2 separate regions of the Homo sapiens genome follow, and region 2 is linked to region 1. The links are chromatin contacts, found by Hi-C or POLR2A ChIA-PET in ENCODE. All regions are on one chromosome and are shown on one strand. The core of a region is the stretch at or near the end of the contact, and the rest is flanking DNA. Distances in the headings are between cores, read along the strand shown. Region 1 holds the start of UGT2B10 (UDP glucuronosyltransferase family 2 member B10). Region 2 has its middle 55 kb from the start of UGT2B10.

Region 1 (3,590 bases), core at 454-2,953:
CAAAGAGTACATTTTGGCATATGATTCAAAGATACAAAAAACACATATTATGAATGTTCTGATACTGTTCAAAAGCTCTGTGAGTATGCTGTTTTGAACAAGAAACTTATAAGGAACAACAAGATTCCAGAATTTATGTCATTCTTGCAGATGTCATTTCTCATTAGTGAGCTGCTATCTGAACAGCTTAATCTGTTAAACATTTGTTATACATTTGGTCTACTATCATCCATTTACAACTGGCAGTATGTACCAAGAACTCTGTGGAGGACTTTCATTACCTCCTTCTGATGTAGCTGTTGTCATGTCAGAACTTAGTACCAAAATACATTTACAGAAAGATGAAAAATCTTTTGCATTTTCTTCATTTTAACTTTGCATTTGATAATTTTAACAAAAAGAAGTGTGATCAGTTTTACAGTGAAGTATTAGGTAAGTTAGTGGTTAATTTATTCCCTTTTCCCTCCAATATGTGGAAGGAAACTTTCCTTTCTTTGTGTCTGTTAGAGTGTGTTAATGAATTAAAATAGAAAATAACCTTTTTTGTTATTTGAAAGATGAGGTTTGGCAAGTTGGTGGAGACACTGAAACTCTCATACATTGTTGGTGAGAATAGAAAATTATTCACCCACTGTGAAAAAGTCTAGCAATTCCTCAAAAGTTTACACATATATTTACCACATAATTCAATAATTGCCTTTCTAGGCATATACCCAAGAAAAATAAAAACATGTCTACAGAAAGCATGTACATCAATGTTAATCAACGCTATTCATAATGGCCAAAAGTGGAAGAAAAACAATGTCCGTACACTGATAAATGAATGAATAAATAAATTGTGTTTATAAGTAGCATCTGATACTATTTGGCAATAAAAATGTGAACGCTATTTATAATGGCCAAAAGTGGAAGAAAATCAATGTCCATCCACTGAAAAATGAATAAATAATTTCTGCTTATAAGTAGCATCTGATAAAAAGCAATAAAAATGAAATCCTTATATACACTATTCTATGGATGGTCCTTTAAAAACATTAAACTAAATAAAAGTAGCCAGCCACAAAAGACCACATATTATATAGTTTCATTTATTTTTAAAAAGATCCTGAATAGGCATATTTGTAGAGGCAGAAATTAGATTACTGGTTGCCCAGTACAGTGTGGGTGCAGAAATTCAGGTGGGGAGATGACAGTTAATATACAGGATTTTTTTTTTTTTTAGATAAAACTGATTGCTATGTTGGATGCACAAGTCTGTGAATTTACTAGGAAATATTTAATTTTAAATAATCATTCATGAATCATATGGTATGTGAATTATACTTCAACAAAGTTTTACAAAATATTCCTTGAACCAAGATATTCAAAAATTCTATTTGCATTGTATAATTACTTCATCTCTCATTCTGTGTCAAGGGGCCTGCAGGACTCTCTCACTTGCCACTGTTCTTGACACTATTATAAAATACATTATATAAAACACGATATTTGCAAGGTCATTAAACTTAGGTGGATGACACCAAATATAAACATAAAAGAAACATCAAACATCCTTGAGTAAATATGAAGTAATCGAACTTTGTCTCCTTGCCATCCATGTACTCAGGATGCTCATATAATGTATTTACTTTGAATTGAAGGAGTTATGTTTTAACTTGATTGATTTATCTCTGTATATAAGTATGAGAAAGAAACAGTGACTGGAAAAGAATTATCACATTGCACAAGGATGGCTCTGAAATGGACTACAGTTCTGCTGATACAACTCAGTTTTTACTTTAGCTCTGGGAGTTGTGGAAAGGTGCTGGTATGGGCCGCAGAATACAGCCTTTGGATGAATATGAAGACAATCCTGAAAGAACTTGTTCAGAGAGGTCATGAGGTGACTGTACTGGCATCTTCAGCTTCCATTCTTTTTGATCCCAACGACTCATCCACTCTTAAACTTGAAGTTTATCCTACATCTTTAACTAAAACTGAATTTGAGAATATCATCATGCAATTGGTTAAGAGATTGTCAGAAATTCAAAAAGATACATTTTGGTTACCTTTTTCACAAGAACAAGAAATCCTGTGGGCAATTAATGACATAATTAGAAACTTCTGTAAAGATGTAGTTTCAAATAAGAAACTTATGAAAAAACTACAAGAGTCAAGATTTGACATCGTTTTTGCAGATGCTTATTTACCCTGTGGTGAGCTGCTGGCTGAGCTATTTAACATACCCTTTGTGTACAGTCACAGCTTCAGTCCTGGCTACTCATTTGAAAGGCACAGTGGAGGATTTATTTTCCCTCCTTCCTACGTACCTGTTGTTATGTCAAAATTAAGTGATCAAATGACTTTCATGGAGAGGGTAAAAAATATGCTCTATGTGCTTTATTTTGACTTTTGGTTCCAAATATTTAATATGAAGAAGTGGGATCAGTTTTACAGTGAAGTTTTAGGTAAGATTTTTTTCAATTAGTAACATGAAGCTCTAACTTATTTGTGTCTTTGAAGCACAACTTGCATAAAGCCATAAAGTCAGGGAAGTGGAGTTTTTGGTAAATGAATTTATGAAATGAAAATACAAGATGATCTACCAATCTCACAAATATTATAGAAAAGCTTAAATTATAGGGTCAGTGAAAACGCTGTGACCATCACTCATACAGAACACCCCAGGAAATCATAAACCTATATATTAGTACACCTAAGACTTTAAGCAATTATATATCTGTTTTACTATAGAATGTTTCAGATCTTAAAAACAGCAAGATCCGTCAAGTAACATCTAACCGAATGCATAGATTTAGAATGAGTAATTACACATTTTTCTACAACTATCTATATAACTGCAGAAATTTTTCCTTCTAAATCTCAGTTGTCTTATTTAGAAATTAAAAGATGTTCCCATGTTACCAGGAGGTTGTCTTCACAGTAGAGAGAGATAATGTCTATATCTCAGATGCAAAAATCAATAAGGGTAATTTGAAGTTTCAAATGTTTCTATACTCCTTCACTAAATAATTGGAAATCTTTTATTTAAAGTCCAATCATCTTGTTGAAGTGTGAAGGTTGTTATATCTATATAGTTTATTTGAAACTATGTCTCTTTATTTAAAAATACGAGACTGATTATGGTCGAGTACAGATCTCTATTTCAATAATTTCTCAAAAATTTCTAGCTATAATTTACAAATATTTTTACTTAATATTATTAAGATCTTAGCTTGGATCCAAATGAGTAGTTGGTACAATGATTTCAGCCATACTCACAAAATAGTCCACAGTTAACTTGAAGAACCAAAGATAAAAGGATTAGCTTAATGAGTTGTGTAAACTAGACTATTTGTTAGAAAATTGTTTCTATGGTTACTGTAGAATTAATTGATTATGGAGCTCAAAGATTTGTTTAAATATCTAGAGGCTACTATTGAAGCTTTAAAGAGAAAATAAATTGATGTTTAATTCTCTATGACTTATTTTAATAATTGTGAGTATACTGACATGACATTAGAGATGTAGCTTAACCTCATAATTCTCCCACTACTTTGCCTTTCTTATAAATAAACAAGGGCAAAATATAGAATACATAAAAAATAAAT
Region 2 (3,398 bases), core at 654-3,153, 55 kb after region 1:
TATGGCAAATAAAGGGATGGGCCGAAATAAAGGGATGGGCTCTGGCTAGTTATCTGCAGCAGGAACATGTCCTTAAGGCACAGATCGCTCATGCTATTGTGTGTGGTTTAAGAATGCCTTAAGCGGTTTTCTGCGCTGGGTGGGCCAGGTGTTCCTTGCCCTCACTCCGGTAAACCGCAAACCTCCCAGCATGAGTGTCATGGCCATCAAGAGCATGTCACAGTGCTGCAGAGACTGTTTCTGGCCAGTTTTAGGACTAGTTTATGGCCAGATTTTGGGGCCTGTTCCCAACATTTGCCTTTGTATGTCTGTTATGTCTATATATTACTTGTGTCATGTGGAAGTGATATTTCAATATCAAAATATATGAAAGAGCTCTAACCAACTGACTTAAAGAAAAGTTAATTGCTTATCACACTAATAAAAGCTAGCTTGGATACCTTTGAGTTCACATGACTATAGCAATATTTGGTAACATTAATTTGGAAAATTTAATCTCAAATTTCTCTCCAATAGTTTAAAATCTGAGTCATGTTATGTTAAATTAAGTAATCCTCAGTATGGTCACTGAGAATTTAGGTTACAAAGAGTTAAAATAGTTGTAGAATAAAAAGTTTTTTTGGGTGAGGTTTATAAAAACAGAAGGATGTGATTTTTGCTATTGAAAATGTAATTTTTTTTCTTTATGTTTTATTATACTTTAAGTTCTAGGGTACATGTGCACAATGTGCAGGCTCATTACGTAAGTATACATGTGCCATGCTGGCCCACTGCACCCATCAACCCATCATTTACATTAGGTATTTCTCCCAATACTATCCCTTCCCCCTCCCCCTACCCCACGACAGGCCCCAGTGTGTGATGTTCCCCACCCTGTGACCAAGTGTTCTCGAGGCTGAGTCAACTTAAAATTTATATATATACATATATATATATATATATGTATATATACACATATATATGTGTGTGTATATATATATGTGTATGTGTGTGTATATATGTGTATGTGTGTGTATATATATGATATATATGATATATATGATATATGATATATATGATATATATGATATATATGATATATGATATATATGATATATATGATATATATGATATATATGATATATATGATGTATATGATATATATGATGTATATATGATATATATATCATATATATATATGACCAGATGGATAAAGAGAAAAGTGAAAACTCAGGAAATAAGAAACTTTTGACTCTCAGGTGGCTACATGGTCTCCCATCTTCAAAAGCTGCAGCTGGGCTGCATTCAGTTACCAAAGGTAAAAGTTACCAGTGGAATTTAGAGATGGATGATAGACATACTCCCAGGGAGTTAGTTCAGTGAATGCATAACAAAATGGAAACTAATAAGAAAACTACAAAATGTTAATTCCCTTGGTTATTGCTATCTGTAATCGCTAAAATGAAAGTAAAAGAGTGCGGAGTTTTGCCTTAAGGCTTGACCAAATTTACATGTGGACTCTCAGCTCAGGCCACTAGCTTCAAAGCTAGACACACACACAGGCACACACACACACACACACACACACACACACACACACACACACATCTTAAGCCAGGGCAACAAAGTTACCTTTGAGACCTGTAGTTACCAAGAAGATAGCCAATGCACTTAAATAGAAAAAGAAGTTAACTATTAAACCCAGAGGGTATAATGTAAAGAAATTGCTCCTTTGTAGAATAATATAATCAGTTTCCTGAGAAACGTTTACTATAATGGACTGGAAAAATAGCTACTTTAAGGGCAATATTTTTTATTTTAAATGCTACAGAATGAAAAAGCAGGGGTTTATGCAGGTCCCACAGCTCACGATTAAGCAATCACTGAGGAGTATATGTGACCCAGCTTCACAAGCAGCCCAGTGGACTGAATAATTGCCACCATAAGGTTTGATTACCCTGAGAAATGGACTGCCCAACTCACCCTGTAAAATTCCAGGTGGAGTTCCCCAGATGAAGCACCTGATATGCTTCATATGCAAACCATATGGAACTGGCTTTATGATGACCAGAATATTATTCAATTAAATATACCTATTACCCTGGTCATAGTAAATGCTATGGTTTAGGGGGACCCTTCTACCTGGGCATCCCAGGTGACATTACTCCTGCAGAATCAAAGAGCTGTTTGAGAAGCCTTCCCAAATTTGCTGTCCCCCATGGATCTTACCGATGTTATTAAAACATTAGGGTAATTAAAAAATTGGGCAAGGTAAAAGGGAGTCAAAGGACTCATCTATCATGGTGGAAATCTTTAGATGATTATTAAGAAATAAAATAAAATAAAAATTGATAGGGTAAAAACAAAGGCTTTTACAATGCTATAAAAGTGGGGTGAACAAAAGGGAGCCCCTGCTGATCTTCAAACATTATAGGGACCTACACCAGTTTTTTTGTATTTGCCTTAGATTGGATTTTTTTTAAAGCAAAGTTTGTAATCTAATGGGAAAGCTGACATTGCCTGCGCAATGTTGAGGCAAGTTTAGATAAAAAATTGATAAAAGGGCTTGAGTCTCTTGGATCAACCCTCTTCTGGGAGGGTTAATTTTTTACCAGAAAGGTAAATTGGTTTGAAGATAAAGAAGAAAAGCTCCTGGGATCAGAGCATAAAATTGTAAATGTTGAGAGGATTATGAAATTTGAGATGTTTAAACAGGTTATATGTAAGGTGGTTGTGATTCCTTTACCTAAATGTTTTATGAAAATGGGTATTCTATCTGAATGGGGGAGATTTTCCTGATGTAGTTGTATAAAGTTGAAGGCATGTAAACCTGCTCTTTGAAAAATGCTATTTGGACAGCTAAGTGAGTACTAGCTAAAGTGCTGGTTGAGACAAATCCTTCACTTCATAGCCCTTTGTGGAAAGTTTATTTGGGCTTATGGCAAAAGCCTGTGAGCACTTTCAAATGACAATTACTGGGACTTTGGACTAGAGAATTTCCACTTGAGAAGTATTTACAGCTTTGCTATGGGATGTTAACTGAAACTACTTCTATGCTAGCAGAAATAATGGTGACTGAAAGAGTTCCATGATAAAATAAAAATGGTTTATACAGAATCTTGCTACCTGGGATGCAAGAAAGACATATTTATGAACAGGGAGCCTCTTTTTCTCCTTAGGATGGACTCTGACTATGCGAGGAGCTGTTATATTCTACAGTGCTTAATAAAAAGCTCTCATATTACAAGAGCTGCTTATCTTGTGAATGGCAGTTCAAAGGTGAATACATGCCTTCTTGTTTGGAAAGCTGCTGCTCCAGTTAAAGAGGAGTCAAAGAAATATTTTTCTTTTGAGTTTTTTATAGTTTAGAGCAATTGGGTAAAATTTGCTTTTGTAAGCAAATTTACCTCTCTGAGTTC

Evidence for each region. Hi-C counts contacts between places; a loop is a spot of excess contacts on that map. ChIA-PET counts read pairs that join two places held with the same protein, here RNA polymerase II (POLR2A).
Region 2: a loop to region 1 is called in a map of Caco-2, with 7 times the contacts of the local background. The contact joins the enhancer-like site here to the promoter of UGT2B10 in region 1. A Hi-C loop is called at or near these places in 2 of 168 maps with a recorded cell type or tissue (Caco-2 and HepG2) and 1 of 37 single-sample maps with no recorded cell type. POLR2A ChIA-PET finds 5 or more read pairs at or near these places in 3 of 52 experiments (Caco-2 and HepG2).

Annotation. Positions count from the first base shown.
Region 1 is chr4:68,814,291-68,817,880 of GRCh38, forward strand. UGT2B10 (UDP glucuronosyltransferase family 2 member B10) reads left to right here and starts at 1,704. Exons shown (of 6, transcript NM_001075.6): 1 at 1,704-2,447. The coding sequence starts at 1,730. It also overlaps the pseudogene LOC100422189.
Region 2 is chr4:68,869,397-68,872,794 of GRCh38, forward strand. It overlaps the pseudogene LOC101930041. Among named protein-coding and RNA genes, the nearest start is that of UGT2B10, 55 kb to the left of the region's middle. Within about 2 kb of position 1,904, at least 2 of the 41 ENCODE cell types and tissues checked have a DNase peak (open chromatin) inside an H3K27ac peak, as active enhancers do.